2 separate regions of the Homo sapiens genome follow, and region 2 is linked to region 1. The links are chromatin contacts, found by Hi-C or POLR2A ChIA-PET in ENCODE. All regions are on one chromosome and are shown on one strand. The core of a region is the stretch at or near the end of the contact, and the rest is flanking DNA. Distances in the headings are between cores, read along the strand shown.

The links. Hi-C counts contacts between places; a loop is a spot of excess contacts on that map. ChIA-PET counts read pairs that join two places held with the same protein, here RNA polymerase II (POLR2A). Pooled maps may share reads with other maps.
Region 2: a map of gastrocnemius medialis shows a loop between it and region 1 (2.0-fold over the local background). The contact joins two enhancer-like sites. A Hi-C loop is called at or near these places in 4 of 168 maps with a recorded cell type or tissue (Right ventricle myocardium inferior, gastrocnemius medialis, heart left ventricle and 1 more) and 3 of 50 pooled maps. POLR2A ChIA-PET finds 5 or more read pairs at or near these places in 1 of 52 experiments (PC-9).

The regions. Positions count from the first base shown.
Region 1 is chr21:28,211,522-28,217,519 of GRCh38, reverse strand. LINC01695 (long intergenic non-protein coding RNA 1695) reads left to right here. Exons shown (of 6, transcript NR_126012.1): 3 at 5,172-5,280. Among named protein-coding and RNA genes, the nearest start is that of LINC01695, 14 kb to the left of the region's middle. Within about 2 kb of position 2,067, at least 4 of the 41 ENCODE cell types and tissues checked have a DNase peak (open chromatin) inside an H3K27ac peak, as active enhancers do; they include gastrocnemius medialis, where a contact is called at or near this core.
Region 2 is chr21:28,094,664-28,100,875 of GRCh38, reverse strand. All of the region lies in intron 1 of LINC01697 (long intergenic non-protein coding RNA 1697), which reads right to left. Among named protein-coding and RNA genes, the nearest start is that of LINC01697, 49 kb to the right of the region's middle. Within about 2 kb of position 1,400, at least 4 of the 41 ENCODE cell types and tissues checked have a DNase peak (open chromatin) inside an H3K27ac peak, as active enhancers do; they include gastrocnemius medialis, where a contact is called at or near this core.

The DNA of each region.
Region 1 (5,998 bases), core at 818-3,317:
CAGAATGTCCAGCTCCACAAGAGAGGCACAATCAAGGCCTGGCTTAAAGACAGTTCTCATCTCAGGTCAAGAGGGACACAGCTGGTGGTGTTTAGTAGATAAATTGATAGAAGTGGAGCCAAGGCATTTATAACTATAAGACAAGCACTTGTCATTACTGGGTTCCCTGCAGATGGAAAACAGAACAAGCCATGGAGGCCCCAGGGATCAGGCAGGGCCAAGAGGATCTGATGGCGGAAGGGGGAGCACATCAACAAGACCTTACAAGGCAACTTGCATGGATGCTCTGAAGCAACTTTGAGGTCTCCTTGATGAGGAAAGTTGGCTCAACCTGCTGTAGAGGTGAGTCATTTGTTTGAAGTTTATTCATATTTTATGGCCTCTTTTCAGGTGTCTGACCCTCTTTCCACACACACAAAAATCTTATTTACTTACTTTATTGATATTCCTCTGCAGTTGGAATACATTTATTCTCACCATCTTGGCTCCCAAAATCTGTGAATCTGATACCATTTCCTATTCTGATAGTATAATGCCACTCATACACGTTATATCCTTATTTCAGCATAATGTTTGATGGGATCTTTTCTGGTATCTTTTTTCACAATCTCTAACACTAAAACTTAGTGTGTCTTGCAATTTTTTACAAACATATTTTTCATTTATATCAAGAGGACTTTAATTTTTGTGATAGTATAGATTAATTTCATCAGTTCCCCCGCTACTCCGGGTACCATTTAGAACTATTCCTAGACTAAAGTCTGCACTGAACTACAGTAAATGTTTAGTCTAGTTTTAGTAGTTATTCCTTTTAAGGACAAATCCCATCATGTACTGGAGTTCACACAAAATGTTTTGAGTTCTGTAGATATCTTCCTGCTAAGAATTTTAAATTCCAAGGTATAATTTGGGGAGATAATTAATTACACCAACATTGTGTCCTATTGGAGGAAAGACCATTTGCCATTTTTCCCTATGCATATTCTACCTATGCTCACCTAATTCTTAGCAACTTCCTCTTGCTAGCTCCATTCCCAACCCAAGGAAAAAAGATTAACCTGCTTATTCAAATTCATAGATATTGATTGCACACAATTACTAGAGGACATTGCCATTGCATGCACAATCACTGGTTATATCTTCAAAGTGAGGAGTCTAGGTCTGGAACTTCTCATTGTCATTTTTTTTTTTTTTGTATTGTGTTGTAGAATTGGTAAGCAATGTTAGGAAGTCCTCTTAAATTTTGGTGGCCTTTCTCTGTCTTTCATGCTGTGTCTGAATGGGTAAAAAAAAAACCCCTCCAGCTATATGTTTTTCTCTCACGCAGGTATACCTGAGCCTTCTGCTCTCAATATCTAAAATGTGACGTCTTAACATGAGAGAGGTGTTTAGGAGGTCCCTTTCTGACTTAAAGCCTAAGTCAGAGGCTTCAATTTACTTTTTCACCAGCAGAATTAGTTGCAGAATCTTGCAACCAACAAAATGACCTTTATTCCTGTTCTGTTTTGTTCATTCGTTGCCTTACTTAGTAACCACTTGGGAGAGATTCTTGACAGTGACATAGGATTTAAGCTTTCCTAGCCTCCTGACTGCAAAATGATCATAATACCATCAAACGCTATCCCTGACTTCTAAAATTGCTTCAAACATTTGATGAGCAGTTCTGTAGTTATATATAAGTCAAATTTCTACGTTAGCTTTTGCTACCTGAGGACAGAGAGCATGAATTTTATTTCTTATCCCAGGCAGCAGGTATAGTGCTTGTACACAGAAGGTATTTTTCCAGTGAGTCAGAACATAATCCCAAGTATATCATTTTGAAATCATATTTCTCAGATATTTGAAGTTTCTTATAAGGAAGTATTTAATTTATAATACCCCAAAAGGGATTATGCTAATTTTAAAGATGAGGAAATTGAGACCCCAAGAGATTAAAGGGTATGTTTAAGTTTCCATGAAGAGGAAGTGGCAGAGTTGAAATTCCAATGTAGATATGCCCAGCTCTAAAGCCAGCTCTTGGCAGAGCATCGCTGTTTCTAAGCTAGCCCGAGGGTACAGGGAGTTTTCAAATTCTCATCCTTAGTCAGCCAACATTATCTCATGCGACTCCATATCAGTTCTCCTGGTTCTGGGCAGCCACTTGGACATTCTTGATGATGAAATATTTTGGTCTGTTGGCTGTTATGCAACCATAGTCAACTAAAAAATATCCTTATGAGAAAGTGTCTTCTCCATTATGCTGTTTATTTACAAAAGTCTTGGAGTAAGATGAGAGGGAAAAGGGGAGACAGGAAATCAAGAAGTTCCGTGAAGGCAAAGCAGGAACATTTGGGAGAAAGAAATGAAATTCCAGCATTTTATTAATATTTAAAAATTGTTACATTGTATTCTATTGGTAAGAAATCTCTATATTCTCAGGCTGGTCACTTCTGTATGGCAGAAGTCAAAGGTTGAGTCTCCACCTTCAGCAATTGCCTCCGGCTTGTGTAAAGTTTTCTCTCTACAAGTATTCATGATTGAAGGCTGACTAGAGAATGCGCCAGGAAGAAAATAAAAGCCAGTTCTATCCTGTGCCTTTAGTTATGTACAGTCTAAATTGCACATTAGACTTGTCTACTTTGAGATAATCCTCTCTATAGTTACGATGAGCTAATGGAGTGTAGAGGATTGGCTTTTATTGTTAAATAAATATTGCTAATTTTGGTCACGTTTCCTTAGTCTAACCATTCTCTGAATCATTGTAAATAAGCAGAAAAGCAAGGGATGAGTAGCAAACCTTTTGTTATTGTGTATTTATTTCTTTGTTGACTGTTATATGATTGAGTATATTTGTTTTAGTTCTACAAAAACAATGGAAGCAGTTTATTAGAATGCAAGCAGTAAATAGGGGAAAAACATAATTCAGGATGTTAAAAAATAGAAATACAAACAACACATCAGGAAAAAATTGTATAAAAATATATATGTCATAATTTTTTAAATGGTTGCTAAAATTATGCCTACAGATTTAGCTCCAAGCACTCTGGCAGCAAAAGAAGAAATGAGAAAATATATTACTTAAAAAATTTGTATCATCTAGGAGAAGCATACAACTTCTTTTAGTTGTTATTAGAGTGGCAACCATACCTAAGCCCTATTGTTTGTGTACATGGGTTCTTAATGTTTTCTCAATGAATGCTTTTGATTTGCAGGCTGCAGCCAGTTGAACTCGTGCTTTCTAGGGCTTTAGTCCCCTCTTCTATGAAGATTGCTCCAGACCAAATGTGCACCCCTCTAGTTACTGTGGAACACAACACATGAGCAATGGCCACCAGGTTTCATTTGAGATCACGTGCCATTGAAACTCTTTAGTGATACGAGAACCAAGACTGCTTTTTGTCTTCTTGCTTCCTATTTCTGTCCTATTTCTTCTGGAATTCTAGATAATTATGAGCTACGATTTGCCCTATCCTTCTAGATTACAATGTGATGAATTCCTGCTGATTAATTTATATCTCAAATGCATGGCATTGTGAATTGGTACTATTTCTGTTCCTTTGAAGGAACACCCAATATTTGAAATCACTCTAGAGCTAGAAAAGACAGCAAAGTAAAACAATCTGGTCCTGGAATATAGTAACTTTTCCCAGGGAACAGTAAGAGGGAAATATGCACCAAAGAAAAATTCTATTTTTTTTACTTTCATTATTATATACCTGAAGAAGATATTCTTATTTACAGGTGGGTAATTAACTTATAGCAATTCTAGGACATCAGGAAGCTCATCCTGCAAATTCCCTCGATTCAAAAATAATTTGAGTCAGTAGCTGAGGTTTCAATTCTTTCATTTAATTGGTTGAATCTCATTGGCTTTTTTTTCCAATCACTAACACGTTAGTGTAAATATGTTGAACAGATTCTCTCAAGCCAGAGAATTTGTTCAGAAAATCTCTCTTATATAATGAAGGACACACGACAAATTAAATAGATTTGGATGGGAAGAAGTTGGAAAAAGTGCGTTTAGAATTGATTTAATGCATAACAGCTGAACCCTTAGCTATAGGACAGCTCAGCCAGGGTTCTGATTAGTATCTGATTCAATGTCAGATGCATGAATGATGTAAACTTCTGTACTTACTTCATATCTTTTGAAAGTCCTGACTTGTAGAAAGATTTGGAAATTTTGAATCATCCCAAAGCATTTCTAAATGCTCATATACAAAACTATTATTTTTTGTATTTTTAAATAGCATAGAAGTCAAATGAAAAAATAAATGATAGAGAATATTACCTTAAGTGTGCCATATTATTGACCTTCTTACATGAAAAGTCATTTTCTAAAAAAATACGATACAAATCTTTTCTTTAAAACAACAGGAAACTTTAAATTATTTAAATAATCATACCTACTCTAAAATAACTAAGTGACTTACTCAAGCTTTCTTGTTAGGGATGTCTAACAACTCTAGTGAGTTACATATAGTAAGCTGTCTTTTATGAAGTCAAAATAAGAAAGATATTTCTATAATTCTTCTTTGTTTTCTTTATAACAACCTATATTATAAAAAACTTTATCTTTTTCTTTTTCTTTTTTTTTTCTGAGACAGAGTTTTGCTCTTGTTGCCTAGACTGGAGTGCAATGGTGCGATCATGGCTTACTGCAACCTCCGCCTCTCAGGTTCAAGAGATTCTCCTGCCTCAGCCTCCCGAGTAGCTGGGATTACAGGCGCCTGCCACCATGCCCAGCTAATTTTTGTATTCTTAGTAGAGATGGGGTTTCACCATGTTGGCCAGGCTGGTCTTGAACTCTTGACCTCGTGATCTGCCCGCCTCAGCCTCCCAAAGTGCTGGGATTATAGGCGTGAGCCACTGAGCCGGGCTGCAAAACCTTTATCTTTAACAGCACATGGATGGCTATTGACAGTTCATAAACAAACAAAAAATAAACATTTCACCTAAAGATTTGATCATCTGTAGGAGGCCTATGTAGTATAGTCATAGAACATTATGACATTATATGAGCATTATAAATATAAATTAAACACAGTCTTTAATATGATTAATATTGTCATCTGGCTTTTGTTAATAATTTTGATAACCACTGAATGGAAACAAAATGAGATTTCAAAAGTGCAAATAATGTGCAATTTTTAGAGAAGGTAAAAAACACAATTTCTTTTTTCCTTTAGTAGGCCCACAGCCAAGCCATTGAGAGACAAGTCCATGGGAGACAAATTAGCTCATGCAGCTGAGATGTCCTGGAGATTTTCCACAGCACCACTTGGCCAGTGCCTAGACAAGGTAATTTACCGTATCTCTAAATGTCCTACTCCCAAGAGCACATTCATCTTGCCTCCCCTTGAAGCAGATCCCTTGAAGAGTTTCATGTTTATGAACATGGAGTAGTATCGTTTGGCCAGCAAAATTAGGAAATGAATTGTGTTTTCAGTAAACTCATCTATTACCTTACTTCAGAGTGATTAAACTCATAGTGCTTGATGAAAATAACCAACTTAAAATGAGGAATGAGCATAAAATATGGTTATGCCCTCAGAGTTCTACCTGTGACAAGAAATGATAATCAAATCAGCTGGGCATTATCAAGCAAAATGATGGTAAGTAAAATAGATATAATTTTAGAATCATCATAAAATAATGAAAGAGAATACTTTTATTTAGGTTTGTTTTGATACCAACAGGAATCTTTTTTCAAAGTCTGAATCTCATTAGAAAAGGCATGAAAATACACTGAAAGGCATTTATAGATTTAAAAAGATGTTAGAGGGCTTGAGGAACTTATAGACAAACATTATTATTTTGAAAAGAAAATTGGCCAAAACCTTTTGAAATGCTAACCTCAAAGAGAGAAATGAGTAATGTTAGTTAAGAGTTTTGATTCTAATCAACCTAAATGCCCATCAATGATAGACTAAATAAAAAAAAGTGCTACATATATATACCATGGAATACCATGTAGCCATAAAAGTAATGAGATGGTGTCCTTTGCAGGGACATAGAT
Region 2 (6,212 bases), core at 151-2,650, 120 kb after region 1:
GCTAGGAAGTGGAGCAGCTGGAACGTTCATACATTGCTTGTGGGAGTATAAAGTGGTACAATTACTTTTGGAAGATTAATCCATTTCTTGAAAGGTTAAACATATGCCTGCTCTACAGCCATGTAATTCCACGCAAGGACATGAACAAGATGCTGCCTAGAAGCTTTACACAACGTAGTAAAAGACAGTAAATAACCCTAATGTTTATCAGCAGGAGAGTTAATAAGCAGATTGTGGAATAATGCTTCCTATTGAAAAAGAATGAACTACCCATGCATGCGACTGCGTGGATGAATCTCATTAGCATTATGTGGACAGAGAGACGACATTCACAAGACAGTACATATAGTGTGATTCCATTCATAGGATATTTAAGAGTAGATCTCTGGTTTGCTGGTGCTGGGATGACAGAGTGGGGATTGTATACAAAGGCTTAATGTGTAGTGGGTATAAAAATCTATGCATTTGTCATAATGCATCCAACTATACACTTAAACAGTGTTCATTTTATTATTTTTGCTTTAAATTTTAGAAAATTAATTGCTACTATAACACCAATAATTCTAAAGGAAAACCTATAAGATCATTTCAATGGATGTCGAAAGTAAAAAAAAGATACTCATTTCTATTAAAAAGCAAAGCAGAACATAAGAAAAAAATGGTTTAAGTAGGACTAGAAAGTTAGTTTTTGAAATATGGTTAAGAAAAACTATATGAAATCAGTAGCCATTGGTAAATATAATTATGTGATGGTTATAAAATATAACTATTATTATAGTTAATTAAATTTATTAAATATATTAATAATATTAATATTTTAATATTTTACATTATGAAATTTAATTATGTTTAAGTATTGCAAACAAATAACTATTTCAGGACATTTTAATTAATATTAGAAAACTAAAGATAGCTAACTAAAAACAAATGAATTACCAAAAGGTTTCAGATAGGCATTAGGAGAATAAGAAGAAAGAGAGAAAATGCTGAAGTTTTCTTATAACTGATGACTTAGACTAAAATATCTGTACACAAATCAAATGCAAAATATAAGCAAATCTGTACAGCACACATAAAAGACCTGTACAAACATGATTATAAGAATTATGAATATATATATGTGTGTGTGTATATATATATAAAATTTGGAATATATTGAATTTTGCTTAAGCTAGTTAATGAAGGTCTAAATATTATTAAAGTGTCCTATTTTTTCCTAGATTAATTTACACTTATGGTAGGCAGCCAGCAAAAAAAAAAAAAAAAAAAAAAAAAACGACAGAGGATTTTAGTGTGACAGCTGCAAGGAACTGATTCTGCCAAGAACAGAAATGAACTTGGAAAAGAATCCTCACACCAGATAGCAACACAGCCTGCTGTCACGTTGACTTCAGCCTGAACAGTGAGCCCAACCACACTGTGCTGGACTTGGGACCTATGAGCTGCTAACGTTGTAGTAATTAATTACATAGCAATAGGAAACTCACATGACGTTTAAATATGACATTAAAGCCACTCATAGTCTTGAGGAGACTCTTAACTTTTAACATAATATGGTTATTCATCTGAAAGAATGATCCTTTTTTATTTTAAAGTTATAAAGTAGATGAAGAAAAGTTGGAATTAAAGAAGTGTACCCCCAGATATTTTAGACATAATTAAATGTGTCCTGTCATCGCAATGATTTATAGATGTATTGTGAAAGCCATTAGAATGTCCGGAGACAACTTCTGCTTTCCTAAATTTTTAATATATGATTTAAGAATCATCAAAACTCATGAGGCAGATATTTCTTATTAAACAAAATGTGTTTGAAAATTTACCTTGGAAACAAAATCAAATGAGGTCCAAACTACACATGAATAAGATCAATTACAGTTAGATTACATACTTAAAAAATTTAAACCACAATAATCTAAGATAAAATAACAAAATCAGCTTTGAATTTGCAATGACTTTCTACATATAAAACACTGTGAAAATCAAAACTTTCTTCATGGTAGAAACATAAATAAGGCCCGGACCAGTGGTTCACGCCTGTAATCCCAGCACTTTGGGAGGCCAAGGCGGATGGATCACCTGAGATCAGGAGTTTGAGACCAGCCTGACCAACATGGAGAAACCCAGTCTCTACTGAAAATACAAAAGTAGCTGGGTGTGGTGGCACATGCCTGTAATTCCTGCTACTCGGGAGGCTGAAGCAGGAGAATTGCTTGAACCCAGGAGGTGGAGGTTGCTGTGAGACGAGATTGGACCTTTGCACTCCAGCCTGAGCAACAAGAACGAAACTCCGTCACACACACACACAAAAATTAAATTAAAAAAATTAAATAAATAAAAAAGACAAAAATGGAAAATACTTGTAAGGAATTTATGTTTAATATAAAAGGAACTCTAACATGATTATTGAGTTAAAATAAGAAACAATTTGGTAGACATAAATTGGTTCTCAGGACAGGAGCCATTGAAATGGATAAAAGCATGTTAGTAATAAAATAAACTAAGTGAAAATACTAGTTTACATTTATTCAACTGACAAGCATATTTTTAAAACAATAATGCTGAGATAGACTCAGCATATGCAATATAATTCAAGAGTGTTAAACCATTCATATCCTTTGACAAAGTAATCCAACTCTTAGAAAACCTTTTATAAGAAAATAATCAGAAATTTTAAAATTATTTACCCACATATTATTTATACTAATAAGACACTGGAAATAATCGAAATATTTCACAGGAGAGAAACTGGGCTAATAAGTTATGGTATAACTAAATGGCCAAATATTCTGTTGGCCTTAAGGTGTTTTATGAAAAAAATATTTACATGGGGAAAATGCCCATGGTTTCTTAAGTAACAAAGTTAGATGTCAAAATAGGTAACTATTAGTTAACTATATACAAACAAAAATAATTGGAAGGAAATGCCTCCATATGGGAATGATTATTTCAGACTTTGAAGACTATAGGAATTATTATTTTTTTCTTTAGAATTTTCTTTCTTTCTTTCCTAGCATTCCTATAGAACACTTTTATTAACTTTTAAGTCATAAACAGATCTATGTGAATTGTTACTTTAAGTGGTGCCTGTACTCTTGCTATTGAAAGTGTGACCTCGTGCATCAGCACTCGCATCGCCTAGGAGCCTGCTAGAAACTCAAACCCTATGCAGGGTAGCGGGGAGAAAATGCTATTTAAAAATCTGATGGTTCTCAGGGATCATGTTGAAATTTTACTATTGTCAAGGAGGCAATTTTTCATTCCCTGCTTCCTAACGTTTCACAGTGTTCATTCATATCTACCATGTGTTTTCCATTAATATTGTTCTGTCATAATTATTCCCATTTCTAAGCAGAGCAAAGTCCTTTTTAAAAAATTTTTTTTTTACTCTGAGTTCCAGGATACATGTGCAGAATGTGCAGGTTTGTTACGTAGGTATACATGTGCCATGGGAGTTTGCTGCATCTATCAACCAGTCATCAAGGTTTTAAACCCCACATGCATTAGGTATTTCTCCTAATGCTATCCCTGTCCTTGCCGCCCACCCCCTGACAGGCCCTGGTGTGTGTTGTTCGCCTCCTTGTGTCCATGTGTTCTCATTGTTCAACTCCCACTTATGAGTGAGAACATTCAGTGTTTGGTTTTCTGTTCCTGTGTTGGTTTGCTGAGAATGGTGGTTTCCAGCTTCATCCATGTCCCGGCAAAGGACATGAACTCACTCTTTTTTATGGCTGCATAGTATTCTGTGGTGTATATGTGCCACATTTTCTTTATCTAGTCTATCATTGATGGGCATTAGGGTTGGTTCCAAGTCTTTGCTATTGTAAATAGTGCTGCGATAAACATACACGTGCATGTGTCTTTATAGAAGAATGATTTATAATCCTTTGGGTATATACCCAGTAATGGGATTGCTGGGTCAAATGGTATTTCTAGTTCTAGATCCTTCAGGAATCACCACACTGTCTTCTACAATGGTTGAATTAATTTACACTGTCACCAACAGTGTAAAAGCATTCTTATTTCTTTTTTAAAGAAAATCATATTGGTAGTTGGGTCATGGCTTTTAGATGAGAGTGGTCTTTGCACAAGTCTCCTATTTTGTTTAAAATAATAATGGTGATGACATTATTAGTAGGCTTAATATTTTACAAATAATTTTACTTTGAATGGAAACAGAATATTTTTCTTGTAGGCCCGTATACAGTTAATTTAGCAAAGAATTAAATAAAAAGTCACATTTAAAAAAATTAATTTTCTTAATTAAAAATCCTTATAATTGGCTAGGCGTGGTTGCTCATGCCTGTAATCCCAGCACTTTGGGAGGCTAAGGAGGGCAGATCACGAGGTCAGGAGATTGAGACTATTCTGGCTTACATGATGAAACCCCGTCTCTACTAAAAATACAAAAAAATTAGCCGGGCATGGTGGCGGGTGCCTGTAGTCCCAGCTACTTGGGAGGCTGAGGCAGGAGAATTTCTTGAACCAGGGAGGCGGGGCTTGCAGTGAGCCAAGATCGCGCCACTGCACTCCAGCCTGGATGACAGAGCGAGGCCCCGTCTCAAAAAACAGAAACAAACCAACAAACAAAAAATGCCTTATAATTAAAAAAAACTCAAAGGGTTCTGTTAATTTATCATTACTTGAGAATCCATAATTTTAATATGTGTGTTAAAATGTATGATTTAAATTCCCCACGGACACACTGCATCCTTGGCTTTTACAGAGATGTTAAAAATGAATTAATCTTATGATATTCACCATAGTGTTATTCAAGCCAGCATAAACAAAACATCCCAAGAAAAATATCTTCCTGCTAGAAAAAGAGGTCTCTGTTTCCTTTTATCAAAAAATTTGAGCCTTGTTGAATATAATACATGTTGTATATTGAAATGAACTTTATTGTATAGTTTTGTTCATCTTGGACATCTTGTACACGTAGTTTTTTCATTCATACTCCTTTTAACTTTTTCGTCTAATCTATGCAGATTCCTCCTATGTAAAATGGAAGGAACAGTGATTAACATGGTTTAAGTTGTGAGAATTTAATAATAAAACACACATTCCTCAAGAGTTCAACTCACTGTCAGATACACAGTGATGTTCTGTGAACAGCAGCTACTTTTATTATAAATTTCTTCTTTTCAAAATATTCTGAAATATAAGCAAACGTGTAGTTTTGGAGGTGGATATAAACACAAATATCACTATTTTTATAAAAGTTGTTTTAGAAACCCTTCAAAGAATCTCCTAAATACTGTGATGCATTATAAAATAGTTATGATATTTTGAGGTTTAAAATACTTATTAAAAGAGGCATATTCATATCTAGACTATTAATCTTAAAACAAATTATCTACAAGTTAAAAATAAACCACAAATTGAATAGTAAAAATGTGTGAATTGGGGAGAAATAATAAATACACACATTTTGATTCTGGTTATAAGCTGGTAAGTAATTAGATCTGGGTTTTAGACCTGATTCATTAGCCATAAATTTTAGTATCTTTAAGGCTGAAGTTCCTCATCTGTATTGTGATAAAATGATACTAGTTTTTTGCTAAAGTTTTCCTGACTCAAAAATTTCAAAAATTAATTAATACCCCTCTAATCTGAATTTAATTTCTAAAGTTAAGAATGAGGATTTTTATTTCTGTTGTATCATTCTAAACATATATTGAAAGTTTTAAAGTACATTTGTATTCTAAAAGTCTATTTACTGAAGAAGATTTTGGAAGAATATAGCTATCTGTAATCAACTATTCTAAGTACATTCAATTTTCCAAATTTTGATCATTTTCCTCATAGGGCTACAGCTCATCTCTGCTCTTAGACCTGGTCTCTTATTCAACTAGTTTGTCAGAAAGCTGGAAATTTTGAAATATTATAGCTCTAGTTGAGAGATTTAGTCAAAAGTACAGAAACTCTTCAATAGAGAGTTACATTAATGTCACACAGGAAGTTAGATTAGGTTCATAACCAAAAGCCTGGTTCCCCTCACTCCCCCACCCCCATCTACCATCTATCTGTCTGTCTGTCTGTCTGTCTATCTATCTATCTATCTATCTATCTTTTATCATTTATCATCTATATGACTTAATAGAGTGTCTAATCTGCTGCACAGAAAGCCAGCCACTGCATTCTAAAGAGGAGAATTATGGTCATGGCCATAGCATGTGCATCTGTCTCTAGAAATGATAATATAGAGATTG